Linked DNA regions of Homo sapiens: region 2 is linked to region 1. The links are chromatin contacts, found by Hi-C or POLR2A ChIA-PET in ENCODE. All regions are on one chromosome and are shown on one strand. The core of a region is the stretch at or near the end of the contact, and the rest is flanking DNA. Distances in the headings are between cores, read along the strand shown. Region 1 has its middle 85 kb from the start of PART1. Region 2 overlaps PART1 (prostate androgen-regulated transcript 1).

The links. A loop is a pair of places that touch in the nucleus more often than their neighbours do. ChIA-PET counts read pairs that join two places held with the same protein, here RNA polymerase II (POLR2A). Pooled maps may share reads with other maps.
Region 2: a loop to region 1 is called in a pooled map, with 3 times the contacts of the local background. The contact joins two enhancer-like sites. A Hi-C loop is called at or near these places in 1 of 168 maps with a recorded cell type or tissue (chondrocyte) and 5 of 50 pooled maps. POLR2A ChIA-PET finds 5 or more read pairs at or near these places in 1 of 52 experiments (PC-9).

What each region holds. Positions count from the first base shown.
Region 1 is chr5:60,399,835-60,406,276 of GRCh38, reverse strand. It overlaps a transcript of PDE4D not described here. Among named protein-coding and RNA genes, the nearest start is that of PART1, 85 kb to the left of the region's middle. Within about 2 kb of position 2,481, at least 2 of the 41 ENCODE cell types and tissues checked have a DNase peak (open chromatin) inside an H3K27ac peak, as active enhancers do.
Region 2 is chr5:60,540,077-60,546,758 of GRCh38, reverse strand. It overlaps PART1 (prostate androgen-regulated transcript 1), which reads right to left. Exons shown (of 4, transcript NR_024617.1): 4 at 1-657. Among named protein-coding and RNA genes, the nearest start is that of PART1, 56 kb to the right of the region's middle. Within about 2 kb of position 5,323, at least 7 of the 41 ENCODE cell types and tissues checked have a DNase peak (open chromatin) inside an H3K27ac peak, as active enhancers do.

The DNA.
Region 1 (6,442 bases), core at 1,232-3,731:
AAATATTTAGACATGGCAAGTTTTAAAAAGAAGATATGTAGGGCACATACTTCTCATCCACTGCTGACAGGCATCAGGAATGGGGTAAATTTGGATAGGAGATGCTTATCCATTCTATGTCACTGCAGATATGAAATTTTGTCTTATTGTTGTTTTGATTTAGCAGGAAATATCTTTATTATTTTTTTTCCAATGATGAGAATGGAAATGTTGTAATTAGTTAAGTCTGAAACTATGATTTAGGAAAGAAAAAAAAAAGTGCAAGATGATCTATTGCACAGAGAGCCACCCAGAGCCCATCTGTTGGATAGAATAAGGAACCCCTGTGGGTGTAATTGGGGCAGGAAGAAGGGGCAGGATATGGTGGAAAGTGCTTGGGTTTTGAAGCCCAACTTGTTTTTGAGTCCACGTTCTATGTTTTTCCTTTGTGTTCTTGAGCAAGATACTTAACTTCAATAATCTATGATCTATACATTGGGAATAATAATCACTATCTAGAAATGGTGTTTTAGAGATTAACATATTATAATAACCTTGGTAAAGTATCTGGCTTATACTCAGTAGAAGTATCTGCTTTATACCCAGCAAATATTCCTTTTCAAATAGATGTAGGCCACTATGTTATAATTAATAAGCAATACCATAAGCATTTGAATGTTTCTGCACAATGACCTATTTGCTGTCTTTTGTTAAATTTTCTTAGTTGGGGGAGTGAAACTCCTGACTAGCTTTGGGCTGGATATAGCATAGCGGTGCCCACCTATGTGGAATGGTTTGAAGAGTCCTCGACAGGGCCAGTGACCTCATTGTCCTTCATAGAGCCAAAAATTGCGCCAGTTACAGATTCAGTCCCCTGAGTTTTGAACAAACTTCCAAAATGCCAGATCTTCTATTATAATGCAAGTATTCTTGGTAGTTGAGAATGGAGGAGAGTTATGAGAGTGAGGTGAAATAGGTTAAGCTACAGGTTGCAAACTCATTCCTTGCTCCTCTTGGGAAAACTGGACAGTCAGATGACACATTATTGCCTGGCTGCAATTGGCTGCAAGGGGCAGCTGCCCAGTTTTGATGGGATGCCCACTCCTGATAGGATACTGATCCCTTTCACCTTACTCTTGGCATTCTTTAGACATTTTCACTGTTTTCCTGGCCCTTGCAACACCTGAAAACTTATTTGCCCACAGTTAATTAGAGAAGAGAACTGACAGATGTCAGCCAAATTTAGTTGAAAGCGGGTAGTCTGTATGTCAGAAGGCTCTATTGTTCTTTCATTATATGAGGTAGGGCAGGTGGCTGCATCTTTGAACTCTAGTTTCCTCCTCTGTGAGAAGATGGCTTAGAGGTTCCACAATCTCTCTACTTTTTCTCATTCTCTGGTTCCTGATGGTGATCTGGGTTCTACCTGAAGGGAGCCCAGGATTAGAGAAAGGAAGAATATTACAGGCAAACTGGTCTCTTTCCAACATGGCCCAATCCCTCTTGGCGGAATCTGCTTCAGGGAAGTTAAGCGTTTGTCTAGAAATTATGATGTCATGTTACGGAGCCCTTATTCCCTCCTCTATAAAACAACTTTCCTGTTGTCAATTCTTCTGTAACTATGTTATCTACTATGCTGACCACAGGGTACATGTGGCTTTCCACATTAATGAAAATAAAAGAAAATAAAATATCCTGTTCCTGGGCCACACAATCTCATTTCCAGGGCTCAATAGCCACATGTGGCTAGTAGCTACTTGGCAGAGGAGACACAGAAAGAACATTTTCATCATCACAGAAATTCTACTCTTGTAGAGAGTGCTGCTCTAGAAGCTTTAGGCCACTGAAGTTGTATTCAGCGACCTGACATCAGAGAGTTTTTGTAGTCACTTGAGCAGAGGTAATGCAATCCCTGGGGAAGACTTCCAGTTTCAATTACATTCAGGTTAACAAAGCCCATTGTTCCAACCAAAATAATAGTTGCTCAACATTCCATTCTGATGATTTTTTTTATCCAAGCAGTCAACATAGTTTCATTAAATACCACCCACTAATTGTGTACTAGTTAAATGAGGAATGAATGTGGCTCTGTCTCCAGATAAATGAATAGAGAGAGAGACAAAAAAAAAAAAAAAAAAAGAATTGGCTGACTCGGGGTGCTGGGTACACAAAATAACTTGGTTAGGCTGTAGGATCAGAAAATCTCTCTAGATCTTTTTTCTAGAACTTCCTTTTTCCTAGATCTTCCTTTCTGAGGAGAATCGCTCAGTTTTAACAAAGTGGCCAGTTTACACTAAAATGCTTGTCATTTATATAAAATATTGGCATTTGTTGCAATATTGCAAACCAAAGAGTCATTGAGTTCCAAACTAAACAAAAGTTTTATGAAACAGTTTGTCCTGTCCAACCTTAAAAAGAGAAGGCATTTACTATATGCCAAGCATTGTGCTGCCTGCTTCACGTGCATTTTCTAATGTGGGTTTCACAATACTTTCTTGACAAAGGTCAGCTGTGCACCTACCTGCTGGAGAGACAGCATCAGGAAGGAGGGAAAGCAGAGGTTGTGGAGTACAGCAGACTGGGCTTAAATTTCAGCTGTGTTACTTACTAAACTTCAAGACTTTGGGCATTTACTTAACTTCTATTAGCTCTAGTTTCCCTGTCTGTAAAATGGGGGACATGATACCTGCTTCATGTGATTGTTGTGATGATTAAGTCAGACAAGGCAAAGGAAGTGCTTGGTGCAAGACCTGGCACACAGAACATGAATACAGGGGAAGAGGTCATCTTTTCTGTCCCTACTGAATTGTACCTTGTATATATTGGACACTCAGCAAGTATTTGTTGAATAGATAGGTGGATGGAAGGGTGGAAGTCACATCTACAAAACATTCTTCATCTGCAGAACATTTCCTGAGAGTGTAGGTGGTTGCCTAAGTACAATGATTTGGGGAGGCCAAAAGTCTCTTATTCAACCTCAAACATCATCCCACTGGCTCTGGCTGCTATTTTGAAATTTAAGTATTCTTCATTCTATTCAGTTATATGTCCCTGTTAAAAGCAAATATTACTTTAGAGAAGGAACACACTAAGCTATTGTGTGCCATGGTTTTGGTCCACCTGCCGAGCCTCCTAAGACAGCACTGTGGAGTGGAAACACCTCTGATCTGGGAGCTGGATATTCTGGCCTCCAGACCTGGCTGTGCTAGCATCTGGCCTTTCCTGGGCCTTGACCTCAGATTTCCTATTAATTAAATGGAGGATTAGACTAGATCTTCTGTAAATGGTTTGGTTTCTGGTTTTATAAGTGGGTTACCAGGCAAGTGAGTTTTCATGTTGAGGCATGGGGCAATGCCTGGGTTGGATGGCTTTGGAAGGTGGCAATGTGGGGATTATAGCCCTGCAAGGACAGGGAGCTTCTGTCCAATGTGGTTACAGGGTGCCTGATAATAAGAGCATAAGGGACATACCATGAAGGAACAGGGGATCAACAATGACAGTTTTAGGACTGTTTCACAGCTTTGTTAGATACCAACCTGGTTTATAAACATCCCTTAGGAGTCTTCCTGGATATTAAGCATCAACATAAGATCACCTGGAATGAAGCCAGTTGACTGCTCCAAACGTGATCTTCAAAACTGGGTGCCCTTATGCAGCAAGGCTTGTGTGTATTGTGGAAAACTGCTCCAGGACATTCTGAAGCGTGACTGTCCACTCGGTGGTGCAACCACGGACTGCCAGAAGCTACTGGCCTGGAGCAACTGGCCTAGCCCATAGAAAGCAGGAATGAAGCAGCTCTTCGTGGCTGTAGGTGTCCCACGGAACAAGGGTAGAGCCAATTACTGAACACCTCCCACATGCCAGGCACCATAGTGGGCATTTCACACACATTGTCTCATGTAAACTCACAGCTGTTCCATGTAGTAGACATTACTGCCTTCACAACACAAATGGGGAACTGCAACTCAGAGAGGAAAGAAGTAGAGGTGAGATTTGAGAAGATTTTTGGATGCCAAAATTCGCATGTCTTCCCATGTATGTCGCACAACCTCCAGGATGTTCTGCAGATATCACTTGCTGTTATAGTTCAATGTTCTCTACCCATGGGCATTTAGGGTGGAATTATTGTTCTCACATTATTGCTATTTCAGGCATTGCTGGAACAAAGAAACAATCACCACCAGTGGCCCCATCTACTCTGAGAGAGAGCGTTTGAAGTCATCAGTCGTATTTTCCAGCTGTCAGGGTTCCAATTTAAGTTTTATGTTGGATCTTTTTCTCTTTACTCTTGGTTGATTGGAGTTATAATCTGTGTTTTCTTTCCCATTTTTGGGTATTCACATTTAGATTTTATTGAGATTCATTTCATAGTGCTTTAAAAGGTTAACAAGAAGCCTGAAACTCTCTGGGTTTCTTATTAAGATGCAGCAGGGAAGAAGACAGAGTGTTTCAGTTTATTGGGCTAGACATATCTGTTGATTGACGCAGATGCTGCAAACATGTTCTGGGAACCATTTCAATGTTCTGTAATAAGTAGCACATTAATCAGGACTGGGCAAACTGGAGGGGTCTCAGCAGGGTTGGAGTTTCCTGGGAAGTGCCTATTAAGATGAAGAATTAGCCAGTGCTCACGTTTAACACGTAGACTCCTGAGATGCGGCCTGGAGGGAGATGCCACAGAGTGCTGATCAACATTGGTGCGGATCACTGACGTGTGATCACTTTCACCTGTACATCATTATCAGTTCAAAGCCTCCCCCTGCCCCGTGGGCTTGCCGTGAGAGGGAGGCTCCATCCTCTTTTTTAACATAAGGGCAGGAGGGTGTGCACACTCCAGAGATGTGTGTCATTTACTCTTTGCAGCTTCAGCAATTGAGTAGACTGAAGAAAGATGTTCGTGAAAGGTGGACTTTTCTTTTTATCATCATTTGCCCTTTTTCTAGATTTTTCATTGTGAAGTGTGTTATATATTCAAGACTTTATATCATGTCATCAAAAGCCTAACCATAAAATAAGTCTTGAGTATGCCCACTGTACTGTATGGAGCATGAAGCCGGCTTTTTGTGCAGTCTCCTTGTTGGAACCACTCCTTGAAATTTGGGCTTATCATGTCCTGACTTTTCTGGACAGTTTTACCACATAAGATAGTTTGCTAAACATCTTCCCCGTATTTAAAATGTGGCTTTTGTGTAATAAAGCCCTGTGGACTCCATAGCAGTACCAAGTTTACAAAACTACCCCAGTACCACGGTTTTGTAAACAGTACCCCTGTTTGCAAAAACTGGCTCTGTTTTAAAATAGCTTAGATGGCCTTTATCCCAAGTGCTTGTGTTTTGATTATTCTCTGATGCAGAATTAAATGAAGAAATTTGTGCACGAAGCAAACTTCACCTCTGTATCCCCCAATACCACATGATCTCGGCTCACTGCAACCTGTGCCTCCCAGGTTCAAACAATTCTCCTGTCTCAGCCTCCCAAGTAGCTAGGATTACAGGTGCCTGCCACCACGCCCGGCTAATTTTTGTATTTTTGTTAGAGATGGAGTTTCACCATGTTGGTCAGCCTGGTCTTGAACTCCTGACCTCAAGTGATCCACCCAACTCGGCCTCCCAAAGTGCTAGGATAACAGGCGTGAGCCATCGCACCCAGCCCCTCAGTTTTAATTCTATAAATTAATGGATTTTATAGTAGGATGTTAGGACAAGAAATTTATATGTCATTACATATACTTGGGGATTGATAAGAATTTATATTTCTTTTTTTTTTTTTTTTTTTTTTTGAGATGGAGTCTTGCTCTGTTACCCAGGCTGGAGTGCAGTGGTGAGATCTTGGCTCACTGCAAGCTCTGCCTTCCGGGTTCACGCCATTCTCCTGCCTCAGCCTCCCGAGTAGCTGGGACTACAGGCGCCTGCCACCACGCCTGGCTAATTTTTTGTATTTTTAGTAGAGACAGGGTTTCACCATGTTAGCCAGGATGGTCTCGATCTCCTGACCTCATGATCCGTCCGCCTCAGCCTCCCAAAGTGCTGGGATTACAGGCGAGAATTTATATTTCAATATAGCAGAAAACTAATGAAAACTTTCGAACCCCAGTCCCATCCACTTCTGTTTTACCATTCCACATTCTTGTGTAGTGAGTATGGTTCTGAGGCAGTGGTCACTTTGTGATGCAGTCATGAAATAAATAGGAGAGAATCTGGCCATACTTGTGTTTTTCCAGATCCAAAGGTAGGATAAGCCTCAGATGCTGATGTGAATTTAGTGAGGGGTCCTGATATGGCCTGATGCCCTTGCTGTTACTCTGGTTGAGCACAAATGTGTCCTTTTATATCATATATCCACTTGAGATCTTCAAGGCAAGCAATTGAAACAGACTTTGGCTGGCTTAGGCATAAAAGTAACTTCTTGAGAGATACCAGGTTATCTGGTGGACTCACTGTAAAGTTGTAGGAACCAGACTTAGAAT
Region 2 (6,682 bases), core at 4,074-6,573, 140 kb before region 1:
ATGGTCAAGGTTCTTTATCTGGGGAGTGATCCAAACTTTCATTTCTCAACAGCCTGAATCCTCAATAATCCTGCCCCCTCCTTTTGACTCCTGCGGTTTCCCATTAACCTTTATTTCACACCTTGAGTCCAGGTTCCAGGGAGTTAGCTAATATTGGAGATGACGCATCTGGTCGTAGGCAGGTGTCTGGTGAGATGGCTGTTTTTCCCTTTGGTCCTGGTCCTTGGACCTCATACATTGCTGTTGAGCCATTGCTTGTTTCTGTCTACATGGCATATTTACCTCAGGAGGCTCTTTCCACTATCTTCATGTGATACTTGAGGGAGCTGCATCATCACAGTTTCTTGCTTCTCCAAAACGCTGGGGTGGAGGGGGAAGGGCAGTGGGGTGGGGGAAGAGGGATCCAGAATCCCTGCACGGACTCCTCTGGCTGGATGCCAGATGCAGCCACTCTCTTCCCCATCTCTGTGCTCCTTTTCTGGGTGGTGGTAGGGTGAGGTGGGAAATTACTTTCTTGTTGGTCTTGGATACTTTGCAAAGACATCAGTACATTTTGTTAGCTTTAAAGGTTTAGTTCTTAGCACTTTGCCATCCTGGGAAATCAATGCCAGCAAATCCCATAGAACTTGTCTGCTTTTTGCTTCAATTTACCCGTCCCTGAAGACAATAAACAAAGAGATGGCATTCTGCTTATAAAAGGGTAGTATAGTAAAAAATGAAGAAAATATATCTCACAACTCATTTCCCATCTTTTAATAAATAGTGATAGACTTAAAATAGCTAAGATTGAAAATGATGCCTATTTGAAAATTTACTAAGTAATTACATTCTAGCAGTTATACATGAGATATTTATTATATATCACATGTACTATAAATCTAATTATCTGTGGTATAAATAGACATTCCTAATCACTTCCTTTTAAGCATTTTCTCTTGAACTTTCGACATTTGAATTGGATTCAGAACACGGAACAAGCACAACTCTTAAAAGTGTCAGACATGCTAGATTTCTTTCTCGCTCCCATGGAAAAAGTAAACACAGCATAAAACACTCATCAATTTTTAGAAGTTAAGAATGTGCTTTATGTAGTTTATCCTAGAAAAATCCTCAAGTTATATAAACTTTTAGATTATGAATGAGTTATGGTCATTTGGAGATGGCAACAGAGCAACTGGCAGGTTCAAGAATTTATACACAAAGGTGAAAGGCTTTTTGAAACAATCAGAGTTTTCTTTCAAGTCTAACTTCCTGAGTAATTTATCTGAGAAATTGTGAGATGACATGCAGGAGGACTTTCAAAATCATCCCAGTGTCCCTCAATCAATCTGGTTCAAATATGCAGAATTGGAGGACAGGTCAAGAAAGCAGACGCTGAAACAGGAGGAAATGAAGTCGGCTTATTGTGAACATGACTTTTTCCCATCTAAAAAAAGATGATAGTTTACATTGTTTTGAGAATTGTGGAGTGGGAGAAGCAGACCAACCTTTCATACTGCTGAAATATAATTTTCCTGGCCACACATCTTCCTCATTAATTGTCTCCAATTCCTTACAAAAGAAAAAAAAAACCTTCCTACATTTTTTTCTATTATAAAATAATTTCATAGTTGTATTTACCAAATGTTTAAGCATGAATGTGGTAACTGGTGAAAACAGCTTAATCTGTGGTGGCATGAAATGATGAAAAAATAAATATATTTTCTCTTTTTTTTTTCTGTTTTTATTCTCCATCCACATCAACTGAAGGGTAGCTAGATGGTTTTGTGCAGAAGTCTGAGTGTCCCTTGTGCCAGGAGATGCTTTTGTTACCTAGATCTGTGCTTCTGGAGCTACTTCACTGGATTGATGTTTAGGGAGGACTAGAAAGTTGAAGGGGAGAAGTTGAATCATGGAGGATGTTGGAGTGCTAAGATCCCTGAATGTGGTACCTGTAGATAAATACAGTGACTTTGAGACGCAGAGCAAAGACTCCAGTGGAGTCTGTTATTCAGTGAGCAACAGCGTCACCCACCATGGAATAAATCAGGTTGGGGTGGACAATGTATTTCAAGGTTCTGTGATTAAAGATTGTGGGACACACCAGCGGCCCTTCCATAAATAGATTTCACAAGCCTCAGCCTTCTTATGTTGGTGGGTGGGGTAGATGGTGGCCAGAGAATGACTGAGATTGGGTTTTCTGTCAACTCGAATGGGAGAGGCTCCTTCAGTTGGAATTAGATATGTAAAAGGTAAAGAAATGTGTTATTTCATGTACCTGTGGATTGTGAAACAAATTCATGCTCACTACATTTGTTTCAAAAGCATAAATAGGCCCTGCCTTCTGCCTTTATCTACTCTACACGTATAGTATGGAACAGTATGATTAAGCCAGTATGATTTGAGCCAGAAGATTAAGTTCCATAAAAAGTGAAGAAAAGTCAACAATTTAACACAAGAAATGTTTACCGACTAACTATTCTATGCCAGGTCTGGGAGTATGAGGAAATAAATGTGACATATCCCTTGAGAAAGCAGAAATAATCCAAAGAATTCATACATATACAAATTATTAATTACATCAGTAAAAATCTTTATGATGGGTGTGGCCAGGTCTGGGGCTGGAAGGCCCACCTCAGCATTGCAAAAGAATTAGTCTTCAGTCCTGAAGCTCACAGAATTTGCTAACCTATTACTTAGGGGGAATATACCCCTGAATATCATTACTTGAAGAAAAAATACACATTTCCTTTGGAAGAAAGTAAAATCAGAAATCTTGAGGGTTCTCTCGAAGAAAATCAGACCTGTAGTTCTAACCAGTCAACTGACCTTAGTTGAGAATGTTAATGTGCCAGAGAAACAAATGAATGCTCACCTTTCCGAGGAAGACAGTAGAAAATAACCCGCTTGACTATCTTCAGCTGGAAAAAAGAACTCTTTTTTTTTTTTTTTCTGTGACGGAGTTTCACTCTTGTTGCCCAGCCTGGAGTGCAATGGCACAATCTCAGCTCACTGCAACCTCTGCCTCCCGGGTTCAGGCAATTCTCCTGCCTCAGCCTCCCGAGTGGCTGGGATTACAGGCGTGCACCACCACGCCCGGCTAATTTTTGCATTTTTCAGTAGAGACAGGCTTTCACCATGTTAGTCAGGCTGGTCTCGAACTCCTGACCTCAGATGATCCACCCACCGCAGCCTCCCAAAATGCTGGGATTACAGGCGTGAGCCACCGTGCCCATTCGAAAAAAGAACTCTTTAATCCACTATACCTAACCTTTTACTCTCTCCTTTAGATTTAAATGATTAACTTCTGATAATGCTGCAGACATTTTTTTTTCTGAAAGATTTGTTAATGAATGGATTCCTTTTGAAAGAAGTCCAGGCAAGAGCACAGAAAAACAGAGAGTTCCAATGATGACCAACTGTGAAACATACTATGCTATATAAGAATCCTCTAGAGATGTAACTGTAACACCAAGATCAAAGCACAGGGGACTGTATCAATGCATTTCCCTGCAGAAGATAGGACTCTATAAAGTGAAGGGCAAGTAGCATGTGGAAGAGGAAGGACACTGGGAAGAGCCCTAACTGCTGACGGGAGAGCCTAGTCCAGCTCTGGTCCTTCACTGGTCACTGTGAGATCTTAGGCAAATCACTTGCTTTTCTGGGCCTTCATTTTCTCATCTGGAACTGAGGTAATCGAATTAGACCCTTCTTTAAGTCCTAAGATTCCAAAATCTCCAATGCAGGCACATATTAATATTGTACCAGGTAGCCTTTGTCCTACATTGAATTGTAGGTATAGTTTGTGCATATTTGTCTCCCATCCAAAAGTCTGCAGATTCACTAAGGAAGTCAGTTAAGGGCCAATCGGGGGATTTGAAGGATTCAGAGCTACAGGAGCTATTCTTTATTCCTGGGTAACTCTAAGCCAGAAGATGGAGAAGCTCACCTAAAAGCTCTGCCATCAGGTGTGTGGGTGGTGTTGTACTATGGTGTGGAGAGAGGAGAATGTCTCAGGAGACCAGGTAAGGGTTCCTATGATTGCAGAACCAACCAAAGAGCCTTGGAGGCACCAATGATGATGATTTTCTCTAGTTCTTCAAAAGCCAGGAACTGGGCCATATTGTTTTCTTTGAAAGAAAAGAAAAATAAGTGAAAATGCTTCACAGAATATTTTATAGCAACACACTTCTCTGGATTAATTAATAGTTTTAGAAGATGGAGGTAAAGAGCTCATCTGTATAAAGGTCTGAAGATGCACATATCATCTTGGAAAAAAAGAGGCTGTTATTCCATCATTTCCACATACACGGTTTTGTTACAAATATAATTGAAAATTCAAGTCTTTCAAAAATAGAATACATGGGTACTGGAGATTAGGTCACACATAATCAAATTCTAAATTTCTTTTCCAGCAAAGTCGTCCCTACTGAGGTCAGAGTACAAAGAAGAGGGGATGGTAGGCTAAACGCCAAATGAATGAAAAGGGAAGATTTTTCAGGCAGGGAGTCATTAGTCTTGTCACATGCTGCTGATATGAAAGGACTGACCACTGGATTGAGCAACATGAAGGCATGTGACCTCAATACAAGCTTTTTCTGTGGTTGGAATGAGATAAAAGAGAACAGGGAGAGAAGTGGAGTCACCAAGTGAGGACAACTCTTTGAAGGAGGTTTGTGGACCATTTGTTGTTATACAGAGGGAAATGCACAGGGGATTTTATGATGAGGGAACAGCTCTGTTTAAGAACTGGGTGTAATTGCTTTTGAGTCCACAGAGAGTCAAGGTTCTCTGTGATTTAATTATTCAGGAAAGAGGCTTCCTAGAAAGTTTACACTTTCTTCAAAGAAAGTCAGTTTCTCTCATTTGCATGTCTCTCATTTCTAAGTGACTTAATGAAAATTCCTTTCCCCACTAACTTGAGTTTTATATACCTTGTATGGAGTAGACATAAGAAGTGCTGGTTGGCCTGTTTTGGTGCAGGACAGGATCCCACAAAAAGAAATTTCAGCCTTGTAACCTTTCTTCCTTTGACTTTCTGTGATTAGTTTCCTTAGTGTCTGGTAACAGCTCTGGTTCCTTTGCTGTAGTGTGGTGAGCCTCATCTCTTCAAACAAATTGGTTCACAGGCTGGGGGATGGTGGGCGGGAGGGATGAAATCATTGTTTTGCTTCAATGTCGGTTCTCCCCTGAGAGGTCTTTCACAGCAAGGGAGTCTGTATTTTTAGAATTAGCATGTTCTGTTTCAATGTTGTGAACATTCATTTTAAACCTACTATATTTAGCAGAGGTTTAATTACCCAAATTGGGAAACTAGTTTTAAACCGTCACCTTCTACTTGGTTAATCAAAACAGTCCCTACCACCAGCAGGGGAGACTGGCAATTTCAGTCATACAGCCACACCTGGTGAGGGCAACTGACAAAAGCAATTCCATTGCCTGAGTTCAGCATCTTCAGCACCCATCCAGCCCTGTTGTAGCCCCTCTTTCTTTCAGTAAGACTTTCCTGCAATATACCCTCTGTGGACTAGGGCTGGGGGGATGTGTCTGCTCTGATGTCTGTGGGGAGTGTCTTTTCTTCCCACACAAAAATCGTGATTATATTTTCCAAAATAGCACTCAGGAAACAATCTCTCTGTGGCATTTACAGATATGTGAGATGTTGAGGAACTGCGGTCTGAATGATGAAATTTCTTGGATTTTTCAGCAATGTCATTTTTTCCTTCATTTACTCACTCACTTCTGGAAGGGCCAGTCTGAGAGCTGGGCTGAGGAGTCCAAGGCTGATGCAGTCATGGATGAGTCTGAGGCAGGGAGACCACTAGCAGGAGAATGGGCAGTGCCAACTGGCTTTAAAAATACTCAGATACAAATATGAATTTTGCACATCCATTTAGTCATTTGGCAAATATTTATTGATTGGTTGTGGGATAAGCCATAGAGCCTGACACTAGTTTAGTGAGAGAGATACACAGGAATAGGAAAAAAATTATCATAATAAATGCACAGCTACAGAGCGAGAGCTCTGAAGGATCATTTTATGAGTATGCGTAACAGGAACCTGATGTGATTGATCAGTGAAGCAAATTGGTGCTTGAACTGAGATCCACAGTGGTGCTTCCCAAATTTTATGTGCATATGAATATCTGGGGATCTTGTTAAATGCAGATTCCTGTGCTGCTTCTGGGGCTTGGGGAGGAGCCTAAAATTCTGCATCTCTAATAAGCTGCCATGTGATGCTGATGCTGCTGGTACCAAAGATTCTAAAGGACAAACATAACGGAAAGCAGGGGTTGGGGGAAATAAGTTTCACAGGGAGGGAACAGTTATACACAGCAAGAACATAGTCTGCATGGTGCTCTTCTGGTCCCTAACCACTGAAGCAAAGGTCAAGTAATTGTTCTACCTTCTTCCATGACTAATTGGCAGGATATATGTTCCCCTGATAGGACATTTCCCAACTTTAAGGCTGCTCTTTATGTTTACTTCAAAATTCCTTTTACCTCTTGTAAATATTGGGATTTCCATTTAAAAGGTCAGACAAAAGATATGTCTTCTACCCTTCTCCTTAGAATTTGCCAGAAAACAGGGACAGAAATATGAATTTCATATTTGATAAACCTTGAAGACTAACTCCCAAAAGATAATATTTGGAGAGGCTCTCAATGCAGTGAAGATCAAATATGGGTGCACAAAGGCTCCT